Regions from separate parts of the Homo sapiens genome. Here region 1 is linked to region 2. A link is a loop called in an ENCODE intact Hi-C map of the cell type or tissue named here. Cell type or tissue: PC-3. All regions are shown on one strand. Links, peaks and the distances in the headings refer to the core of each region. The heading gives the core; the rest is flanking DNA. Region 1 overlaps PCAT5 (prostate cancer associated transcript 5). Region 2 has its middle 220 kb from the start of LINC02630.

Evidence for each region. Peaks named below come from ENCODE experiments on the same cell type or tissue, not always from the same donor. Only the 100,000 strongest peaks of a DNase experiment are listed, where the experiment ranks them.
Region 1: it touches region 2 in a loop (2.8-fold over the local background); 2 of 110 quality-filtered maps call a loop at or near these places.

What each region holds. Positions count from the first base shown.
Region 1 is chr10:35,784,804-35,796,339 of GRCh38, forward strand. The region is part of intron 1 of PCAT5 (prostate cancer associated transcript 5); the gene reads left to right. Among named protein-coding and RNA genes, the nearest start is that of PCAT5, 12 kb to the left of the region's middle. RefSeq lists enhancers at 1-560, 10,353-11,536. In PC-3, for the core only: no CTCF peak of the experiment used is centred there; a DNase peak (open chromatin) is centred at 5,418; H3K4me3 peaks cover 923 bases; H3K27ac peaks cover 3,744 bases.
Region 2 is chr10:36,108,195-36,119,730 of GRCh38, forward strand. No RefSeq gene overlaps it. Among named protein-coding and RNA genes, the nearest start is that of LINC02630, 220 kb to the left of the region's middle. RefSeq lists an enhancer at 4,334-4,503 and a cis regulatory region at 4,419. In PC-3, for the core only: no CTCF peak of the experiment used is centred there; a DNase peak (open chromatin) is centred at 6,867.

The sequences.
Region 1 (11,536 bases), core at 2,128-10,127, 320 kb before region 2:
TGACTACTTTCAGGCATTTAACAATGATCAATTACCCATTCTCTGTTAATTAAGAGCTTAATCTTCCCACTCATGTAATGTGAACAATGGTGCACTGTTCCAAGCTGCCTATTATATTTCCTCAGGACAAAGACCAAAGTGATTGGTCATGGAACGCTCAGGGCTGTCACACTGGATTTCCTGCCTCTCCAGCCGAACACAGTAGGCACAGTTCAGTATTAACAGACTCATGTTTTCTATGAGCTAGGATGATGTCCTTGCCCCGTAAAGCCAACGTTGAACACATTTTATCTTTTAGCCTCAACATCATCACTCTTTTTTATATTTTTACAAATATGCATAGTGAATAAGAGAAGAATAAGGGAGGGAAGAGAAGAAGAATAATGTTCCCAACACAAAGAACAGATAAATGTTTGAGGTGATGGAAATCCCAGTTACTCTGATTTAATCATCACACATTATATACAGGTATCAAAATAGCACGTGTACTCCTAATATGCACACAACTATTAGGTATCAATTAAAAAGAGAAGAAATGTCTCAAATACCAAGTTTCTTGCTACCTAGGTTAATGCTTCATTTCCCTGCTGCCTTCTCCAAAAACAGCATCTCATCACCTGTATTCTTTCCTGTGTTGAGCCTCTGGGTTGCGGGGGACCCACCATGGTCTCTGCATGGCCACTTCCACAGAGGCTGTCACTTTGCTCCCCTCCTCTTCCAGAATCCCTGCATTTGAATGGCACGTTAGACTGACTAGTCACTGTTATAGTCATCTACAACCCCAGGGCCCTTCCGCTGCTCGCTGTTGGTTTTTGCAATATGACCATTGCCTTAACTCTTGGTGACTTAAATACCCACATACTGTACATAAGCTGGTCTCTCTATTCCCTGACCTATTCTCCAAAGATCTTATTCTAGACACCACTTCAGTCCCCCATTCCACAGTCACACTGGAATAGCTACAAAGTCTATATTTCCATTGCAAACATCCTGGGCTCCAGCTGCAGCCTCCTTCCCCTGTCACTCACTTCCTTCACTGCCCTGTCCGCAATGATGCTTTGACCTGCCTCCACCCCTTAACTGTGTCCAGAAAAAACCACATGCCCAGGCTTACTGCTCTAAGTCTCTTTCATCACCCTGCGCTTCCAGGGGGACTTGAGTGCACGTGGCAGCCAGGCTCCATCTCTATGGTCCACTCAGTGCTCCTGGCCCTTGCCCATGACTCACTGTCCTTTCTGCCCTCTTGCACCTTCTTCACTCAGTTGATGATCTTCCTTCCTTCCATCTAACAGAGAAAGCAAAGGTGATCAGAACAGAACTTCCACCTGCTCTCCTCATTTTGTCTGCCCACCTATCTGAAATCTAGGTGGAGGTTCCCAAATCTCAATTCTTGACTCCCTGCACCTGAACGCTCAACACCAAGTGCAAGCTGCCAAGACTTAAGGCTTGCGCCTTCTGAAGCCGTGGCCCGAGCTCTATGCTGGCCCTTTTCAGCTAGAGCTGGAGCAGCTGGGACACAGAGTACCAAGTCCCTAGGCTGCACACAGCATGGGGACCCTGGGCTCAACCTATGAAACCACTTTTTCCTCCTAGGCCTCAGGGCCTGTGATGGGAGTGGCTGCCATGGGGACCTCTGAGATGCCCTGGAGACATTTTCTCCCTTTGTCTTGGGGATTAACATTTGGCTTCTCATTGCTTATAAAAATTTTTGCAGTTTTCTTGAACGTCTCAGAAAATGAGATTTTCTTTTCCATTGCATTGTCAGGCTACAAATTTGCTGCACTTTTATGCTCTGTTTCCCTTTTAAAACTGAATGCCTTTAACAGCACCCAAGTCACCTCTTGAATGCTTTGCTGCATAGATATTTCTTTCACCAAATACCCTACATCATCTCTCTCAAGTTCAAAGTTCCACAAATCTCTAGGCAGGGGCAAAATGTTGCCAGTCTCTTTGCTAAAACATAACAGGGGTCACCCTTATACCAGTTCCCAATGAGTTCCTCATCTCCATCTGAGACCACCTGAAACTGAATTTTATTATCCATATCATTATCAGCATTTTGGTCAAAGCCATTCAACAAGTCTCTAGGGAGTTCCAAACTTTCCCACATTTTCCCATCTTCTTCTGAGCCCTCCAAATTGTTCCAACCTTTGCCTGTTACCCAGTTCCAAAGTCACTTCCACATTTTCGGGTATCTTTCCAGCAGTGCCCCACTCTACTGATACCAATTTACTGTATTAGTCTGTTTTCATGCTGCTGATAAATCCAAACCTGAGACTGGCCAATTTACAAAAGAAAGAGATTTAATTGGATTTACAGTTCCACGTGCCTGGGAAAACCTCACAATCATTGTGGAAGGCAAGGAAGAGCAAGTCACATCTTACATGAATGGAAGCAGGCAAAGAGAGAGAGAGCTTGTGCAGGGAAACTCTGCCTTATAAAGCCATCAGATCTCATGAGACTTATTCACTATCATGAGAACAGCACAAAAAAGACCTGCTCCCATCATTCAGTTACCTCCAACTGGGTTTCTCCCACAACATGTGGAATTCAAGATGAGATTTGGGTGGGGACACAATCAAACCATACCAGTCATCATGATGGGATGCCGTCTTCCTTTCTGTTTTCACCCCTTCTAATGCACCTTGCACACTACCGTCAACCTTTATAGAGTGCACATGAGTATGGCTTGATTTAGTCTGTTTGGGCAGCTATGACAAATACCATAAATTGAGTAGCTAATAAACAACAGATATTTGTTCCTCATAGTTCTGGAGTCTGGGAAGTCCAAGATCAAGGTACTGGTAGATTCAGTGTTTGGTGAGGCCACCTTCCTCATAGACAGCACCTTTTGTGTCCTCACGTGGTGGAAGAGGCTAACTAGTTCTCTTTGATAATGGCACTTACTCCATTCATGAAGGTTTTGTCCTCATGACCGAGTCACCTCCCAGTGGGCCCACTCCCTATACAAAAACATGAATGATTAGGTTTCCATATATGGATTTGGAAGGGAACACAAGCATTCAGATCATAGCACTATTCCCTTGTCTACAATCCAGCAACCTGTCTTAGGTAACTTCATCCCTTTGGATAAATATTCAGTCTGTTCAAAATCTAGGTGCTGACATGTATATGCTTGAGTCTTAAAGGTGAAAGGCTCCTACAAATAGTTTTGGGGACTCCTATGCAATCCTTTCTATTCAATTTCCTCATTGCAAATAGACCCTCCAAGAGAAAGAGGAGGTAGACTATGCTTGTTAAAGTATGCAGCAATCTAAATATAGTAGTCCCCTCTTATCTGCAGGGGGTATGTTTCAAGAACCCAGTGGATGCCTGAAACCCTGGATAATATAGAACCTTATATATATACAGTTGCCCTTAGTATCTGCAGGGGATTGCTTCCAGCATCTCCAGCAGATACCAAAACCTACAGGTGTTCAAAAGTTCCTTATATAAAATAGTTTAGTATTTGCATATAATCTACACCTCCTGTATACTTTCAATCTTCTCTAGATTACTTATTGATATGGTTTGGTTGTGTTCCTACCCAAATCTCATCTTGAACTGTTGCTCCCATAATTCCCACATGTTGTGGGAGGGACATGGTAGGAGATAGTTGAATCATGAGGGTGATTTCCCCTATACTGTTCTCATGGTAGTGAATAAGTCCCATGAGATCTGATTGTTTTATAAGAGGAAACCCTCTTCGCTTGGCTCTCATCCTGTCTTGTTTGCCGCCATGTAAGATGTGCCTTTTGCCGTCTGCCATGATTGTGAAGCCTCCCAGCCACGTGGAACTGTGAGTCCATTAAACCTCTTCTTCTTTATGAATTACCCAGTCTCAGGTATGTCTTTATCAGCAGTGTGAAAACAGACTAAATACACTTATAATACCTAATATGATGTAAATACTATGTACATAGTTATTATATTATATTAGCTTTTATTTGTATTATTTTTATTGTTGTATGGTTATTTTTATTTTTTTTTATATTTTTGATCCAAGGTTGGTTGAATTTGCATATGTGGAACCCATGGGCATGAAGGGCTGGCCGTCCTATGTTCTTTTCCTTTATATACAGAGCTATGAAAAAGTTTTATTTATAAATTAAGCACAGGAAGAAATTAAAAACAATAACTAGTAATAAAATAGAACAATTATAACAATATACTGTAATAAAAGTTATGAGAATATGGAAAAAATGTTGTCTTTTAACTCTCCCAGGTAGGGTCTGGGTGGATGAGAGGGAGCTCCTCTTGGCAGAAGCTGGAGGTGTTAAGATACACACGTTTGCAGCCCCTTTGCTGCCTCTGCTGGGGTGCTGCTCATCATGTCTCATCCCCTGGTCCCATCTGGCTGAGATGTCCCGCTGCTGCTTGCCTCTGGATAATTGGTGTCTTGGCCAATTGTTTTTTTGAAATAGAAGGAAAGACATGATATAGTGGTCCAGATGCAGATAGGTGGGCAGACAAGTGAGGAGAGCATGTGAAAGTTCTCTTCTGATCACCTTCGCTTTCTCAGTTAAATAGAAAGCAAGATCATCATGCAATGATTAATCCAGGGAAATCTCCCCTCCCTGTTCAGGGTTAAGGCCAAATCTCTGTCATCGCATGCCGTGCCCTGCATAGGTGGCCTTGCCCACCTCACTTCTTGCTGCTTCTCTGTAATGCACTGCACGGGAGACTTTGGAGCACACCTTTCAGTCCCCAAGCGTATACCCTGGCTCCAGCCTTCTGTGCCTGCCCTTATGTGGCTCCTTCTGTTGGGCTTACCCCACTCTTGTCTGCCAAGTGATCTCCTACCCATACCTCAGGGCCAATCCAGTGGGTTACCTCTGGGGGCAAGTTTCCATGAATACCCTGGATGGAGCTAGCTATTTTCCCTTTGGTCCCTGATATAGTTTGAATGTCTATCCCCTCCAAATCTCATGTTGAAATGTGATCCCCAGTGTTGGAAGTGGGGCCTGGTGGGAAGTGTTGGGTCATGGAATTGAATCCTTCCTGAATGGCTTGGTGCATTTCCCATGGTAATGAGCGAGTTCTTGCTCTGTTCACTTAGGAGTTGGTTGTTTAAAGGAGACTGGCACCTCATCTCTCTCTTGCTTTCTCTCTCTTGCTCCTGTTCTCAACATGTGACATGCTGGCTACCTTCCCTTCCACCATAACTGAAAGCTTTCTGAGGCCTTACCAGAAGCCAAGCCGATGCCGACGTCTGGTTATGCTTGTATAGCCTGCAGAACCGTGAGCCAAATAATCTTTTCTTTATAAATTTCCCAGTCTCGGGTGTTCCTTTATAGCAATGCAAAACTGACAAACACAGGTCCCTTATAGTACCTCATCCACATGCCTCTGTGACCACGTATACAATGATTTATTTGAGACATTTATTTATGTGTCTTACTCACCCTCTCCCCGAGGATAGGGACCTGTCCTGACTCATGAAACCACCAGTGTCTAGCAGAATGTCCTGCACATAGTAAATGTTCAATGCTTGTTTGTTTGAAGGCCAAAATGAATGAATGGACAGGATTTTTGCCTTTATCTAGGTGTTCAGCTAGTCACTGATTGTAGAGATACAAAATGGAGCAATTTTTAAAAAGTGAATAGTAAACAAAGAGAACATGTAATAACAGCAACTTAATTAACATTTTAAAGTTAAGTTGCTGACTAATTTCACTCCCAAGATTTAGAAATGCTGTATAAGTCTAAGTCATCACTTTCTCCCTCTCATTTTCAAAGTAGAACTTCCAAATCAAATGATGCTGACCATTTAAAAAAAATTTATTTTCAGAAATAGTAGAATATATAGAATGCTTAATCAGGAGGGCTCAATAATCGCTGAAAATAATATCAAAGATTCCAATAGCAATGTTTTGCAACACATTACTAAATAATCAAAAAGCAAGAAGCCATCATTTAGACATTGGGATGTGCAGATCAACTTGGTTGAAAGAATTGGTATCGTCAATTCAGGCAATAGCTGTGACCCAGGAAGGGATTACCAGTTTTGCTGTACTTAAAATTCTGTACTTTGCTTTGCTCTAAGTCCACATTTCTCTTGTGCCACTAGATGCTTGTTCTAACTCAGTTTCATGTTGGGTTGTTGCTGTGCTGGGAAGATGAGCTTTCAGAGACTCAGTTCATAGCAGACAGTGGACTTTGGTTAAATATGAAGAATGCCTCTCTCTCTAAACTATAATAAAGCCCTTTTACATCACATTCATCCTGATATTACCTTATTTGCTTTATTGACTACAGAGTACTTATACATACGCTCACGTCTTATAAAAATTGTATCTAGCAGAGCTATAAATAATTAAACTTTTCCTAGCTGGGACTTGCCTGTATAAAGATGTTACAAATTCAAAGTCATAACAGGGAGGGTAGAACAGTGATTTATCACTAACAACTCTCAGCTTCTGGCTTTGTGTTTCTACTCATCTGTCTCATTGCTGAGTCCTGTGGTAATTTGTGTCTGTAGAGCCCCATGGCGGGAGAAAGAGAGACACAAGAAACCAGAGGAACAATCTCAGTGGTGGTTTCTCATAACTGGATCCACGCATGCATAGGTTAGAGTGAGACTTTTCATAACTAACTTCAATTGCTATTTCAGGAAGGTCCCACACAATCTGACGAAATGCATCCACTCTGCATTAGTTTTAGAACGTGCCACAGTGACATGGGCGGGGAAAAAGGGGGCCCTCTCTTAAGAGCCTGGCGCCTGCTTGTAGCAGCAGACACACCTCTTATCTTCCCTGCTTTAAAAAACGTAACCATTCATCATTAGATAAACTCACTTTAAAATGTGAACACAGTCGTTACCAGATCAGCCTCAAACTATTCACTTTTGTGACAGTATTTAACTATGATCTCAGCGCAGGATAAAAGCTTCTGATGAAGTCTTTGTATATTCTCTTATAAATTTGATTACTGATTCATGTAAGCCACTACTCATAAAAGTAGAGATTAATGAATAACAATTGCCTTGAAAATAAAATTGTTACCAGAGAGAGAAAGGTGTGTATTTTCATTTTCCTCGGGTGTAACAAGGGTGCTTGATGCTGCACGTGCGAGACGTGGTACTGAGGTCAGTTCCCCAGCACGGCTGTCATCTCATGGAAGCCAACTTTAAAAGGACTAAAAGCATCCATGGAGATGGGTTCGTGGTAGGAATCCCACGTCACAGATGAGGCTGGTAGGTTTTGAGGAGGGTGTTATGCCCACCTACCTGCATCAGGACCAGGATCTGTGTTTCACGTGACCACAAGGCCAGAGGAGCTCTGGAGGGCGGATACTTCAAAGGCACTTATTGTGTGCACAGTACACATGCAGAAGGAGCAAAAACCGCTTGTGGGGAAGAATTTGATCAAAGGAAAGAATGAGAAGAGAAAGGGGGGAGTCAAAAGAGGAGGGTATAGGAACAGGCTTGGAGAAAAGGGAAGATGAACAATTCAAGACAAATGTGAAATACTACATCTCAATTTTGTCCAGAGCCAACCTGTCTAATGGCAACCAGGCATTTTCTGTGGTTGAGTGTGAAATTCCATTTTTGCAATAAGCCCCAGTGTTTTCAAAAAAGAGGCCCGCTACTCCAGGCCTGGGGACACCTACGATGAAGGATGAATGACCCCTCTCGAAGGTGGCCTCTTATGAGCACATTGCTTAAGCCCCACGGACACCAGGACCTGCTGGATGACTCATCCATCCAGGACAGCTGGTTTCTGCATTCTCTGCTTCAAAAACCTCCTGAGATGGAGATGCTAAAATCTCACATCTCACTTCCGTGGTCGAGCTCGTTGAGAGTAATTTTTTCCTGCTTCAATGAACAACTGTTCCCACTTGTTTATTCCTCTGTGAGAGAGAAAGCTGTTCATCAGCATTAAGAAAAACCATCTTATACCTGACATTGTTAAACAGTCATTATGTAACCATATCTCAGCCATTTCAGTCCCTTTGCATATTTCCCTAAAATTGAGAAAATTTATATTAAAGAGATGCAGAGTACGTGGCAGGGAGATAATATTTAAATGCATTTTTGCATCTACTTCTCAACTTAGCCACTTACTGAGCACCTACTATGTGTAATTCAGACTGTTAATGGCAATGTCCTTCTCTGGAATCAGTTGATCACTAATGTGATTTTGCACAAGTTTCTTTTTTTTAATATATTTTTGAGAGAAAGTTTCACTCTTGTCGCCCAGGCTGGAGTACAATGGCATGATCTCGGCTCACTGCAACCCCCACCTCCCCAGGTTCAAGCTTTTCTCCTGCCTCAGTCTCTCCAGTAGCTGGGATTGCAGGTGCCTGCCACCAAGCCTGGCTAATTTTTGTATTTTTAGTAGAGACGGGGTTTCACCATGTTGGCCAGGCTGGTCTTGAACTCCTGACTTCAGCTGATCCACCCACCTTAGCTTCCCAACATGCTGGGATTATAGGAGTGAGCCACAGCGCCCAGCCTTGCACAAGTTTCTTACTCCTTCTAGGTTTTCCCTAAAAGCGAAGTTGTAAAATGGTGATGATGATATTTAAATGATCGTCATAAGAATGGCATCTTTGAAATATGTAGAATGTCAACTACATACTAGATGCTTAATAAATTTTAAATTTTGGCCAGGCACAATGGCTCATGCCTGTAATGCCAGCAGTTTTGGAGGCTGAGGAGGGAGCACTGCTTGAGTACAGGAGCTCAAGACCAGCCTGGGCAACATAGTTAATTTTGAAATTTTCATATGATAATAGCCTTATTTAGAATTAGTGACAAAAGGATAAATTAATTGCTCAATAATTAGGTTTGGAACAATGGGATAATCATATTTTTAAAGTTAGATTATTATCCACAAAATCTCAAATTACTTAATGGCTCCAGGTCTTCCCTAAAAGTGAAGTTGTAAAATGGTGATGATAAAATTTAAACGATTATCACGAGAATGGTATCTTTGAAACGTGTAGAATGTCAACTACATATTAGATGCTTAATCCATTTTAAATTTTGGCCAGGCACGGTGGCTCATGCCTGTAATCCCAGCACTTTTGGAGGCTGATTTCAATGTAAAACACAAAACTATAGGAGTACTAGGAAAATTTTAAGAGAAATATGTTATAGCCTTTGGGTACAATGGGCCTTTCTTAGCATAACATCAAAGCTAGAAATTGTGAGAAAAAATATTCTTATAGGAATAATTGTACAATTGTACAAAGATGGTCGTTCAAAGATGTCAGTTGCCAAATAGTTTTAATGCTAATGACATGTAAAATGCTTAGCATATAGTTTTGCATGATAAAAATCATGCAAAAGCAGCCTACAAAACTGTTCACTCCATATTCTATGCTATTTTAAGAATGTAAATTCAAATACCTACAGCCAGTTGTGATGGCTTACACCTATAGTTCCAGCTACCTGAGAGGCTGAGGTAGGAGGATCACTTGAACCCTGGAGCTGGAGGCTGCAGTAAGCTATGATGGCACTACCATACATCAGCCTGGGTGACAGAGTGAGATCCTGTCTCCGAAAAAAAAACCAGTTAATAAAGAAATTTTAAATTTTAATTTGGGGACTATGCCACGTGTAAAGGCTCACAGAAAAATCATGGTTCAGACCTTGCTCTCCAGGAACATGTTGTCTATAGCGGGAGTCAGGCGATACGGGAGGGATGTGAGAAAGCCTCCAGGGAAACAGACCAGGGATTGGGCTTGTTTGGGGGTGGCCTGGAAAGGTTTGCCTGGGTAAGACCTGTCTGTGAAGGGCAGGGGTACAGGGGAAGGTGACATGAAAGCCATAAGGAGGGAAGCTGCCACAGCTTCAAGAGGTAGCTGTTGAAAGTCTCATCTGGGAAGAAGCTGGCCAGGCGGTGGCCTATTGTGACTGTGCATTCCTCTAAAACCAGACAGTTCCCTGTTGGCCAGCTGAGGCCCAAGCGTGGACAACAGCACAGCTCTCCTCCTCGGAGCCTGGTCTAGGAAGGAAGGCAGTAGGAAGCTAAGTCCGTGGCTGGGGACTCTCAGCCCAGGGTGCAGGGCCCTCGGCTTCTGGTTGGTGCCGCTGCAGGGCTGCGCCTGGGGATGCTATCGAGGTCGTGGGAAGACTCATTTGGAAATAAACTCCTGGTTGGCTGAATGGCTGCTGTTCTCAGATTCGCGTAGATTGGACAGAGGCCCGTCCTGGTGGAGGGAGAGGAGCCTGGCTCCCAGGCTCTTGGTTTCCAGCCTCCTCTTCTGCTATCAAAGCCCCAGCCTGGGCTGGCAGCTTTTCAGGGAGGGTTGTCTATCTGTCGCTATGCAGCAACTCTGATTCCCATGAAGGCAAGTTGCACAGGGACATCCACAGAGTAAAAATCCTTGAGAGACTAAACTGAGATTCAGCGGTGGAAAGCCTAGAACAGCAGCCCCTGACTGGATAGAAAAAAACAACAGATCCCTCAGAGAACAACACCCCTGGCCACATCCCTCCTCCAAGGGCCGAGGCAGGTCAGTTGTGCAAATAAGGACAAGGCCAGTGGCTCCCTGGGCTTGGCTCTGCATCTCAGGGGCCATCAGTGTGTGCGTGACATCCAGCATGAAGAGTGAGTTTGAATGGATCAGTGCCACCGAGACTCCTAATCTGTTTTGGAGAAGGAAATGCAGTTGACATAATTTCTGTCGTGGGCTGTGTGCCCCATGCTCTCACGTTACCATGACTCACCTTGCAGGAAACTGATGTATAGCTGTGGGTTGTGCTGGACTGGGGAACAATACCATTTTGAATGCTGAGACGGGGAAAGAGTTTGCCAGACACATGGACCTTGGGAGTGGTTTCGATGTCTGCCAGGCATCAGGTGGCCTCCCTCAAATCCCAGAGTTTTGTTCACATCACCATGGAGCATCAGCCAAGGCAAACACCACCTTCCTCGCTAAGCGTTTACCGTCCCCGGGTGGTTTCTGCAATAAAATAATAATCATTGCTCTTTCCTGAGAGCTAACTCAAAGCCCTGCGTGTTGCATCATCTTCAATGCCCATTAGACCTAAAAGGCAGGATGATCACCATCATTTTTTAGATGAGGAAACTGAGGTTCAGGGAGCTTTAAGGACTTGTTTGGGTTTGCACAAGTTTGGAAAAAGATTTGAACACAGGTAGGTCTAACAAATCTCTTTTGTTTTTCCCCACCATATTATGCTTTACATAATTCTAAAAGTTTGAGATCTATATGTCTGTTACAGCCTTTGTTTTTTTAGAATTGGAGTTCTCAAGAGGCATTTGGGTCACACAGTGACTGTGCTGGGACTCCTAGCCACCTCTACTGGCTCCCTTCACCCAAAGATATAATCTTCTTGTTACTTTCCAGTCATTTGTACTGAAATCTCATCAGAGATTAAATATTTCCTACCCTATTTCCATACTCTTTATGTTTTTTTCTTTAGAGATAGAGTTTTGCTCTGTCACCCAGGCTGGAGTGCAGTGACCTAATCACAGCCCACTGCAGCCTCAAACTTTCTAGGCTCAAGTGATCCTCCTGCCTCAGCCTCCTGAGTAGCTGGGACTATAGGTGCTTGCCACTACAC
Region 2 (11,536 bases), core at 2,375-10,374:
TGTTCCTCTAGGGTGCTTGGTCACCAGTTGAATGACTTAACTCTGACTCTTTCCCCCCCTTGCTTAATGTTTTATTTCCATGTCTTTATTTCTCTTTAGCCTTAAAATAAAGGAAATACTAGCTTCTCAACCTATTTTATAGGGCATTATGGTCATCAAAAAAGTAATGTATTGAAAAATACAAAATACTCTCACAGATATATTATTATTTATTCCTTTTTTGAAAATAAGAACTAATTTCTCAATTCTAAGAATAAATTACTTAATTTTTTTAAAATGTCTTGGGGAAGAAAATATTTTAAAATGCTAATTAGAATTGCATATAGACACTTTCACCTAAAATCTAATATAGAAACAATAAATATAATATTTGATAGATAAAATATATATATTTAAAAATCATAAGTAAAAGTTGTTGAGCATAACAAATTTAATTCTTTACCTTTTACAAAACCCCAAAGAATTGAGATTATTCTTTCTAGGCATAAATTCTAACCATACTAATGTGGAAATTTACAGGGTAAAGGTCATTTAGGTTTTAAGAGTTTGGGTTTATTGTTCGTTTTCTCCTTATAAGGTAAAATTCATTTGGGTTTTAAGAGTTTGGATGTATTGTTAGTTTTTGTCTTCAGTATGTTAAAGAAATGGGTATTTTTTGAAATGTGCCTTTGTATATGAAGATTATAATTAAAGATTTCTAATGTAGATATATTCATACACAGGTATATCTATGTGTGAGTATTTGTTGTATGCAATTATAATAAATACATTGTGGCAAGATCATTTTTCATTTTATTTTATCGATATTTTACAGGTTTCTGCTCATTCTATTTGAGTTAGAAACCATGAAAAATATATTTTAATATATCTAAATGTTAGTAGAATGACAAAATGCAAAGACAGAAGCATTTGCATGTAGTTATGTTTTTGTCAACTCTTTAATGAAAAGAGATTGGTCAGCACCATTGTCTCTTGGGGAGAATATATTTTTAAAATAACATGAAGTGTCAATTAGCTTAATTGTAACCATTTCATGATGTATGTGTATATCAAATCATTATATTGTACATCTTAAATACAAATATATATTTATGTGTAATAAAACAGGCACCTCTTTTTAAAAATGATTTTTTTAAACATTTCATGGTCCCACTTACAATCAGAATGGAAAATGCTGAAAGCATAGTGGAAAATATTTGAGGGATACTTTATAGTCGGAACTGTGAAGAAAACCCCAGGATTTCATTGTGGGAAACCAGCTCTGCTTTGCAGATTTAAGCAGCTAAAATAATTGTGACAACTCTGTAGTAAGCATCCCTGTGTTTCAGAGTTTGTTGGAAATGAGCCTCCTCCTCCCAGCTTGGGTCTGCTGGAGGAACTCCTTCCTCTGGTTTGCAGAGCCATAGCCCATGGGGCTGGATACCATTAGCTGTACCCAGGGTAAGAAGTTGGAATACTTGAGGGAACCTCATCAGATTTCTTTCAGTGTACACTCAGTCTCACACAAGCCTTTTTAGATAACTGCATGTGAAAATTCAGACCCTTGGAGTAAGGCACTTGTTCTTTCTTGCTCAGCTGTTCGCCCACAGCACCACCGAACTGCACAGACAGATTTGCCTGCCCTTTGGACTGGGATAATTGATCCAAGTTAATAATGCTCATGGCCCAAGCTTCTAATATTTCACAATAGTGAATTTTTTTCTCTTTAGTGATCTTTTGGTATACCAGTCCACAATTCCAGCAGATACAAAAATGTAACTAGAAGAAAATAAACAGCAGGATTTGAAAAAGGATATCAGGTCCTCTCAGTGAGAGAAAAAATACACATAAGAAAAAACTGAGAAGAGAAATGAGGACATCAGTTAAAAAAACTATTTGAGGCCTGTAGAGGAAAACACAAGCTAGTTGATTATTTTAAAAAATCTGAGTAAATAATGTTAGTCAAAAGGGTTAATAGGAGGTGGATAAATCTTTACAAATATAAAAGGAAGAATATGTACTATGAAGGAATGCTAGCACCACTTAGCAATTTCAGAGTGCTTTCATCTTCAAAGAAACTTGCATGTTAACTAATTAATCCTTCCAACACCCTTGTGACGTAGACATGACAAACAAGGACAGAAGCCAGCCTGAAATGACTAACCTACCAAACTCACTGGTTGAGGAAGAATTATGAAAGCATGACAATTTCTAGTGAGAAGGATCCTGTCTATTAATGATAGGGATTTTATAGTTGTAATTTGGTTTACTTAGGTGCTTTCTGTTTATTAAAACCAAGCAGCAGCAGGATATTATATGTGTGTGCACGTGTGTGTGTGTGTGTGTACTTCTAAAACTTGTTTAGAGAAATACAAAGCCAATAGTAAGATATTAAGTAAATAACTGATCCATCTTGAGCTCAGTTAATTCTATACTAATGTGAAATTCTCAAGTAACGCAAACATAAACCATCAGTATTAGCAGCAGTTAGGTAGTTGTTTCATATGACAATAATTGATGCATGTAGATGAGAAGTACCAACTATAAATTTCAATGGGGTAAAGGAAATAACACTTATTGGAAGCTTATTGTCTGTCCAATCCTATGACATGAAGTTTATATATTCTTTCTTAGTCATTTGAACACCAAGACAAGTATTCAAGGCCAGGTGAAATGAGAGGTCTGAAAATTTTTTAAGTTCTTAATTGCCAAGCTTTTATTTTGGAAACTTATCACTGAGGTTCTAGCTGACTACAAATGCCATCAGGATTGTAATAAACTTCTTCTACCTCTTCCAACATTCTGACCTCATTCTCAGTGGTAGGAGAGAACCTCATTCCTATTTGTCTTCCATAATGACTAGTGATAAAACTTGAGTTAATTGGAAGTAGCTTAAAGAGAGCCAAGGTGCCTAGAGACTCTGGCTTTATAACTGGAAATATTTATAGGTAACTGTACTCCCCAAAAGGATCTATATAATAATCATTTCTGGTAAAAAAGGAGAGAAAGAAATAATTCCCCCTGTGTAAGCTCTTGTAAAATACCTCTAAAATCTTTATGTTATCTCTGCCCTTGCGAGTATAGAAATAGCCCATTTTAATTCATTTAAAAATAATTTAATATTAATTAATGGAGTTTTGGTCTCTTTTAAAGGTACTAATTTTCTTCAAGAAAGGTGATTTTAAAATATCTATTTTATACAATATATCTTTTACAAAAACCTGGGTAATGCTATCTATTAATAGAAACATCTATCAATATACGTTAATAAAATTATTATAAAATAAAAGTAGGTGGTTAATACTTATAAAATTACAGATTAGCTAATTTTCTTAGTTTTCATCAGCTAGAAAATAAATTCTATAGTTTTAACATTTAATTAAATATAGAAAATTACGTTTTAGTCATCTTATTTGTTTCATCTACAAATGTTCCCCATCCTACCTCCAATATATATGCCTTTTTCTTACAATTTGGTTTTAGTTTTAAATCTTAGTAATTGATGCCTGTAGCTAGTTTTTTAAAGACCCCAATCTGTTTCCCTTTCTCTGCCTGTCTGTGTGGTACTGTGACACTTGTCTACTATTCCCCTACTGTGAAACCAACATATCTTTCCCCAGACTCGCAGAAAAAATAGCATGAGCTCCTGACCACTCTGGGATGATAACGGCAGTGCTGTGCTGTTGGCATGCTGAGGTGATGGTAGCAGGGAGTCACCTTACTCACTTGGGGTAGCAGCCATTCCATCTCAGCTTAACAGGGAGAACAGCAGTGAGTCTCACTGATTAGAAACCTGCTAACATATGCATCACCCTTGGTTTCCTTTCCTTTAGGATAATCCTCATTGTGGATATATTTAGCCTTATTGTGTTGCCTTAAAATTGCTACTAAGACCTTTGATATGGTATTGAGCTACAAATGATAAATGACTAAATATTTCCAAAAAGAAACTTGGCTGCCTTTTCTGCACCACTGCTACAAGATTTTCCTTCCAACATATTAAGAGCACAGAGTGCAATTGGATTGAGCTCTCACCCTTAACCTTTTCTGCATTGGCTCCACAATATTATGAGTTTGCGTCTTTTCCTTTCCTCTCTCTTTTCTCCCGGTCTTTCCTTCCCCAAAAATAAGCATGGATTTTCATCTCAGTCCATAATCTCCTTAACATTGTGTCTAGGTAACTAAGGTCATGTCTATTATTACCCCCAAATTTTAAATACAGTGCAAACTTGAAGACAATATTCATTCAGTCATTCAATTGAACAGTTTGTTGAGTGCCTACTATATGCCAGTCACAGTTTCAGGCATTAATGTAACAACAGGGAATAAGAAAAACGTCCTGCCCTGATGGAGTTAAGAGTCACTGGAGAGGCCAACACTGGAGTACTCTTAATGAACAGCTGTCCATTTCTATTGGCTCACAAAATCCAATCCATCTACTAGATTCCAATCACTCAGATACTTTCTGTTGTTTTTAATTTCTTCCTGCATTTTTGTGTTGCTACCTGAGATCATTTTCCTTCTGCCATGTCAAATCCATCATACAGCATGGTGACCATAGTTCGTGACGATATATTGTATTCTTGAAAAATGCCGAGAAAGTGGATGTTAAGTGTTGTTGCCAAAAAATGATAACTACGTGAGGCAATGCATTTGTTAATTAGCTAAATTTAACCATGCCACAATGTATATGTACTTCAAAACATCATGTTGTATACAATAAATACATGCAATTTTATATGTCGATTTTAAAAATAAATAAATTTGGAAAAAAAGAATTTCTTTTTTGTGTATTCTTGTCTGCTGGCAACAAATTGTCTCAGTTTTTGTATGGATGGTAATACCTATTTCTCTTTCACTTTTGAGGAATATTTTCTCTAGGTATAGAATTATAGGTTGGCTGTTTTTTTCTTTCAGCACTTTAAAGATGTCACCCCTTGTCTTCTTGATTTCATCATTTCTATTAAGACATCAGCTGTAAATCTTCATTGCTTCTTTAGATAATGTTTTTCTTTAGACTTTTTTAATATTTTCTTTTGTCCCTAGTTTCAGAAGAATTTCTATAATTCGACTAGAGGTGTGGGCATGTGTGTGTGTGTGCACATACGTATGTGTGTTTTATCCTCCTGATGATCTGCAGTTTTTCTAAGATTTGCATCTTGATTTGATTTTTTGGCCATATTTTGAAAACCACTATCTTGTCCAATATTTTCTCTGCCTTGTTCTCTCTCCATTCTTCTGAGACTTGAATTATATATAAGTTGCAATTTTTCTCCATGTCTCATATACACATATTGTATATCTCATACACATATGTATATGTATACTTCTATAATCTGTACATATATCCATGCATATTTTTCCTGTATTACTTTATCCCTTTATTTTGGTTTCTATGCTTCAGCCTGTATTTTTCTCCTGAATAGCTCTCTAATTCTTTTGTTGTATCAATCTGCTGTTAAACTTGTCTATCAAGTCTAAATTTCAGTGTGTCACATTTTCAACTCTAGAACTTTTATTTCATTCTTTTTAATAGATACCAATTCTCTAGTAAAATGTTCTATTATGTCATCTACTTCTGGAAAAATATTAAATACAGCTGTTTTAAAGCCCATCTCTAATCACTTCAATAACTTGGTTAAATCGAGGGTTTGTTTCTACTGCTTTTCCTTGGTCACAGTTCATGGCATGCCTAGTAAATTTTTATTGAATGACAGACATTTTGCAGACTCTGGATGATATATTTTTTTCAAGAGCATTTACCCTGGCCTGTATTAGAAACAGTGTTGCATCAGATGATATGAATCTGATCAGGGAGTGCAACTCAATGCTGGTTGCAATTACTGTATGGCTGTCTACCTCTGGTTGTCCCATACTCCTAGGGTGTAGACTTCTAGGATTCCCACTGAGATCCTGAAGTATTTGCTAGAATCCCTCTTCACTGATATTCCCAGGCTCTAATTTCCATATCTTTAGCATGGTCTGTTTAGTCAGTAGAGAATAAAAATACACTAAGCTTTAAAAAAAAAATGCTTTTACCCTTGGGAGTGTCATGATCAGGACTATATATGGAGGAGATTTAGGGAGCTCAAATAGGAGGTTATAGTAATAGTCTGGATATGAGTTAATGAAGGCTGCTGATACAGGAAGTTGGAAACAGGAATGTACATGAAGAGACAGATAGGGAACCTCTTATGGAAGAAGAGAGGGTGAGTAAACTAGTTGACTATGTGAAGGTTGATGTGTCAAAGTTTTTGAGCCTAGGGAGCTGAGATATGTTCCGTGGACAACTGGAAAAATGAGATTTTAACTTAGAAGATATTTTAGAGATGGAAATACACATTTGGGAGTAATACATAGGAGAAGATGTAAGAGTTTGAGGTGGATGAGAGCATTGCTTGAGAACACATAGAACAAGAACAGAGAAGTATAGAAGGACAGGATCATAGGAATCATATGCATTTTGGGGTGAATCTGATGACAGACAACTCCTTTTTTCACTTAACCAATGTGTGCCCCCTAATATAGAAGGCACAATTCCAGCAAAGGAAAATACCTTGAATTTAAATATAGACAGTATTTAGTATCACAAGGGAGCGGAGATGAAATAAAACATGAAATAATTTCTTGATTTCTACACCAGGCAAACCAAAAATTCTATCAGCGCTGTGTATAGGGACAATCAGTTCTCTAGTACTAATGAAAGATTTGGTTAACTCTATTCTTTTTAGAACTCTTTAGCATTTTGAGGACTGAAATTACAAAACAACTTGTTGAAAAGTGTATATGGCATTCTTAAATCCAGGAGAGGCATGAGTAGAGCAATGGGAATGTGTCAGTGTTGAAAGTAAATATACTTTGTGTCAAAATGCACTGTGGGGCCAGTGGTATGTGATAAGATACGGAAGCTTGCTTTGGAACTCTCCTTGCAAGTACTGGGACTGGGGTTTTAATAATATAAAAATTCTTGGGGCTTTCTGACAAGGAATGCTTGAAAGCATACATCACTGCAGCAGGCTTATCAGTCCACTTCTAGGACAAACCCAGAAAGAATTTTCCTGTATTAGTCTTCAGGCATTACATTTGCCTCAGCTGTCAGTTACATTTGCTGAAATAAACCAACCTTAGTGATCTTTGCAACATGTAGTAGTTTTAACAGCACATTGGAATTGAAAGGAACCCATGATTTGAATAAAAAATAGTAAATTTGGCTGGGTGTTTCTGTCATTTTTCAGAGTTCTATAACTGACACTGATAGGAAATATTTTTAGAAAAAACAAAATCAAACAGTGGAGTACTATGTCCTTGAAATATACACTTTGTGACTCTCTATGCACTGTGAAAGTAAACATGTATGTTTCTATATAGTTTTAATCCCTTGATAAGAGCGTAGATTTGTGGATGTTTAACTTAACAGCTGTGCCAATAAAACCCAGCCTGATACAGTCTTTATATGCCTGCTATATTTGAAGATATTGTTTAGAAATTTTTTACAGACCTTCTTCTCTTCACTATTCTTCACACCTCCATTTAGCTCCCTTCAGTGGCTGTGTATGTTCTTTTGAATTACAGACATGGAAGGAGAAAAAAAAAAGCTACTACATTTTCTGCTAACTGAAATGACATTCAGCAATGCAAGCAATAGTCACCTTTTTGTTTTTGTTTTTGTGATCACAGATTGGCAGGTTGGTACCAACCCATCTAGAGCAGTGATTCTCACCTTGGCAGCACTTTGGTGTTGCCAGGAAGCTTTAAAAAGGAGAGAGGCCTGGGTCCTATTCAGGGGTTCTAGCTTCATTAGTTTGAGCTGAATCCGGGACATAGGGATTCTTAAAAACTCCCTGGATAGTTATAAAATACAACCTAGAAGAAACCTTAAGAAACTCAATTCCCCAAAGTAACTCTTAGAATTAACTACATAGAAAACCCTGCCTGGATTTTCATCTCATAAATAATACTTAATCTTAATGGTTCTAGACATAGAGCCTGGCCATACTTATTCAAATATGAATTCAGTGTGAGTTTGAGAGTGGGAGTGTGAAAAACATGGGCCTATTTTATATGTGTTACTGGTGAGCTTGCCAGATTCAGCAAATAAAAATAGAGAATGCGCAGTTTGATTTGAATTTCAGATAAACATTGAATAATTTTTTCGTATAAGTATGTCATGTGCAATGCTTAGGACATGCTTGTACTAAAAAAATATTTATTGTGTATCTGAAATTCAAATTTAGCTGGCATCATGCATTTATTTGGCAGCTCCAATTACAGGACATGCAGGAAATTTTTACCAGTTCCACTTTAATCAAAGCATTTTACTTGACTTGTAACCAATCACCTATGAAACCATTTCGTATAGTTCTAATCACAGTGAAGTCACACAGAACAAGCAATCTAGCCCTTGTGGCTGAGACATTTAACCCAATTCACTAAACCTCCCGGCCTACTTTTTCACTTAAAAATTCACTTTGTCTAAGATATTTATAGAAGAGATCCATTCTAATTTCCTTTACCTCTTGAGTATACAGTTCGTAATTCCTCCAGCAGAGATTTATCAGCTTTCTAATACAGTTCTGGGGGAAATCCCCAGTGCCGAAGGGGTTCACTTCTCCAACATAAGTTGTCTCAACTATCTTAATCTGTAGACCAATTTGCTCTACAGCCCCCTACGGAAGGAACTTGTGGATTTTGGCAGTGTTTACCTTTCCTACAAACAAATTCGACATTTTCCAGACCGGCTGGCTCTTAAAAATCACTTGAGGGCTGGGGAAAAGCTGCCTCTAGGCTGCTGCAGAATGCTCCCCACTCTGTTCTAGGAAAATCTTTGTGCCCCTCACAGCTGCTCGTGGATAATCTATGGAGTCATGATTATTTAGAATCTGTGGAGAGGCTGTGCAGTTCCTGGAGTTAAGTTATTTTCAATAAGGAGAGCGGGAGAATCTGTCAAATAAAAAGATAAAATGTTCTGGCCTTATTTAATAGTAGTACAGACTTTTCCACAGGGAAAGGAGAAAAGAACAAATTTATATTTTGTTTTCTCATAGAGGCAAAATGTTTTTAGAAATGTCATTTTACACACACAACAACAACATTTAGTATATCACGTGCTTGCACACTGCTAGCTTTCTCTTAGTGTGGTTAGTCATCTTTGTTTGGGAAGCCTGAATTGGTATCATTATCCTTTTTCATTTGTTAAGATCATCCACTACTCTTTAGTTCCCCAGCCACCCCTCCCTGTCCCTGAGATAAAAACCCATTTAGCATCCTGGGGCAGCCGTCGTAAACTTCTCACACGAAAGAAACTTTCTTTGCAGGCACTAAGTAGAAGCTGACATCACTGTTAATCAAGGCGTTCCAATTTATGTTTTACAGAAAGAAGGTGCAATGCATGTGCTTGTTAGGGTTTCCTCACATCTGCCCTTTCATTTCTAAAGATTCTGAGATTTAATTGAATATTCTCCTCGTTCTGTCAGCTGTGAGACTGGAATTTTGTTTATCAAGATTAGCTTGATCTGGAAAGTATAATTTACATTTATACATTTATTTCCCCATGATATATTTTAATGCTATGTCTGGTGAATTAAAAGCTTTGTATTTAGTTAATTAAAGTGTTGTTTTCCTTTAGGTAGCAACTTTGTTATCTTCATTGCTTTAAACCTGAAGAGTTAAGATCTTAGCCTCTCAGCCCTTCCTTCTCCTCCTTGCCACACCCCCGTCCCAGCCAGTGTAGACCATGGTACTCACGGATCTCTTCCGGGTCCACTTCTGATGAATTTGGGGGAATGTCACTTTTCCAGCCAGTGTAGTCCATGGTACTCACAGATCTCTTCCTGGGAGCTTCCGCTTCCGATAAATTTGGGGGAATGTAACTTTGCTCCAATTGGTTTCTTGTCTCTTCTGTTTTCTCTTCCTACATTAAGGGTTTTTTTTTTGTTGTTGTTGTTTGTTTTTATTTCTGTTTGTTTGTTTGTTTGTGTGTTGGTTTTTAAATTTAAAGCCCTCTATCAAATGTCTGTTACCATTTAGCCTAAGTTTGGGGTGTGCTGAGATTCCCTCCTCTTTTTGATTCCCACCCTTTCTCTGCAACTCTGCTTGGGAATAACTGTATCCTTCCTCTTCCAAGTCTCTGCTTTGTTATATTATTCCTTTCCTTCTTCGTTCCCTCCTGTTTGCTCAGAAGAGCTGCTAACAATGAAATTTACTGTTCTGATTCTTCTGCTTATTTTTGCCACACAGGCCAGGTCCTGGCACCACTTTGCTCTGTCACCTCGACTAGATTGATTATGGGGTGGGAGTGGGGCTTTGACCGATTCGTAATTCACTACTAGAGGCTTTCCAAACTGTTGGAAGCAAACCTCTAACACTTTGATTTAATGCTTCAGAATGAACTTGAATCTTGGCCAAACTCACCAATTATTTGGCTCAAACGCATAAACCTGAGTTGCATTTAGCCTTATGCTCCTCCGTCCCATGAGCCCTGGAGTAGAATTCTCTTTGCGGGTGAAAGCCAGAGTTCATTTGCAGTGGGGAGTCAGGGTAGCTCCTTTTTATGGTTTGTGGTAAAGGCCAAGGGTGGGCGTGTGAGAAAGGGATGCTGGAGATCCTTCTCTTCCCTTCGTCTTACACAGAACCCCTCATTCTATTTCTCATCTTAAACAAAGCCTATCTGCACTTAAAGTTTTAGATTTGGGTTTTAAAATGATTGCCATTGAAGTTATGCAAACGTTTTAGTTTGTTCCATGGTTTTGATCATTTTTACAAACATAGTACAAGATATACCTTTAAGTTTTGTGTTTATTGGATAATACAGTTGGCCTTCTGTATTCCTGGGGTCTGCATCTATGGAATGAACCAAACTATGATAAAAAATGTTCAGAAAAGGAATTGCATGTGTACTAAACATATACAGACTTTTTGTCTTTATTGTCATTATTCTCTAAACAATGTAGTATAACAACTATTTACATACCATTTACATTGTATTAGGTAGTATAAGTAATCTAGAGATGATCGAAAGTATACAGGAGGATGTGTGTAGGTTGCATGCAAATACTACATCATTTTATATCCAGGACTTGAGCATTTGCAGATTTTCATATCTCCCGACGTCGTGGAAGCAATCCCTCACAGATACATAGGGACAAATGTATATGCTTTGATATCACACAGCTTACAATGAAAGTAACACTTCCATTACCACTCAGGTAATTGACTCTCTTGAAAACTGAACTGTGTCCTCCTCTTACAGGTACATAGAAACTTAGAGTTTAGAATCCATCCTCAGGTACTATAGCACCCCTAACATCAAATATCGTTGTAGTGTTTTTTATGACAACATTTTTTGCCCGTGGAAAATGTGCCATGATGACTATAACCATCAAAGGGGCTGTCCCAGAAGGCACATGTCAGGTCTGCATAAACTGAGAGAGTCCAACTTCTCGCTGGTTCATGTCTGAGGCCACGGCAACTACTTTCTGCCAAATAAGTCAGCCGGGACATTCTGGCAGCTTGGAAGGGATTTTTATGTGGATGGATATTAGCAGCTTCCCAGACACAA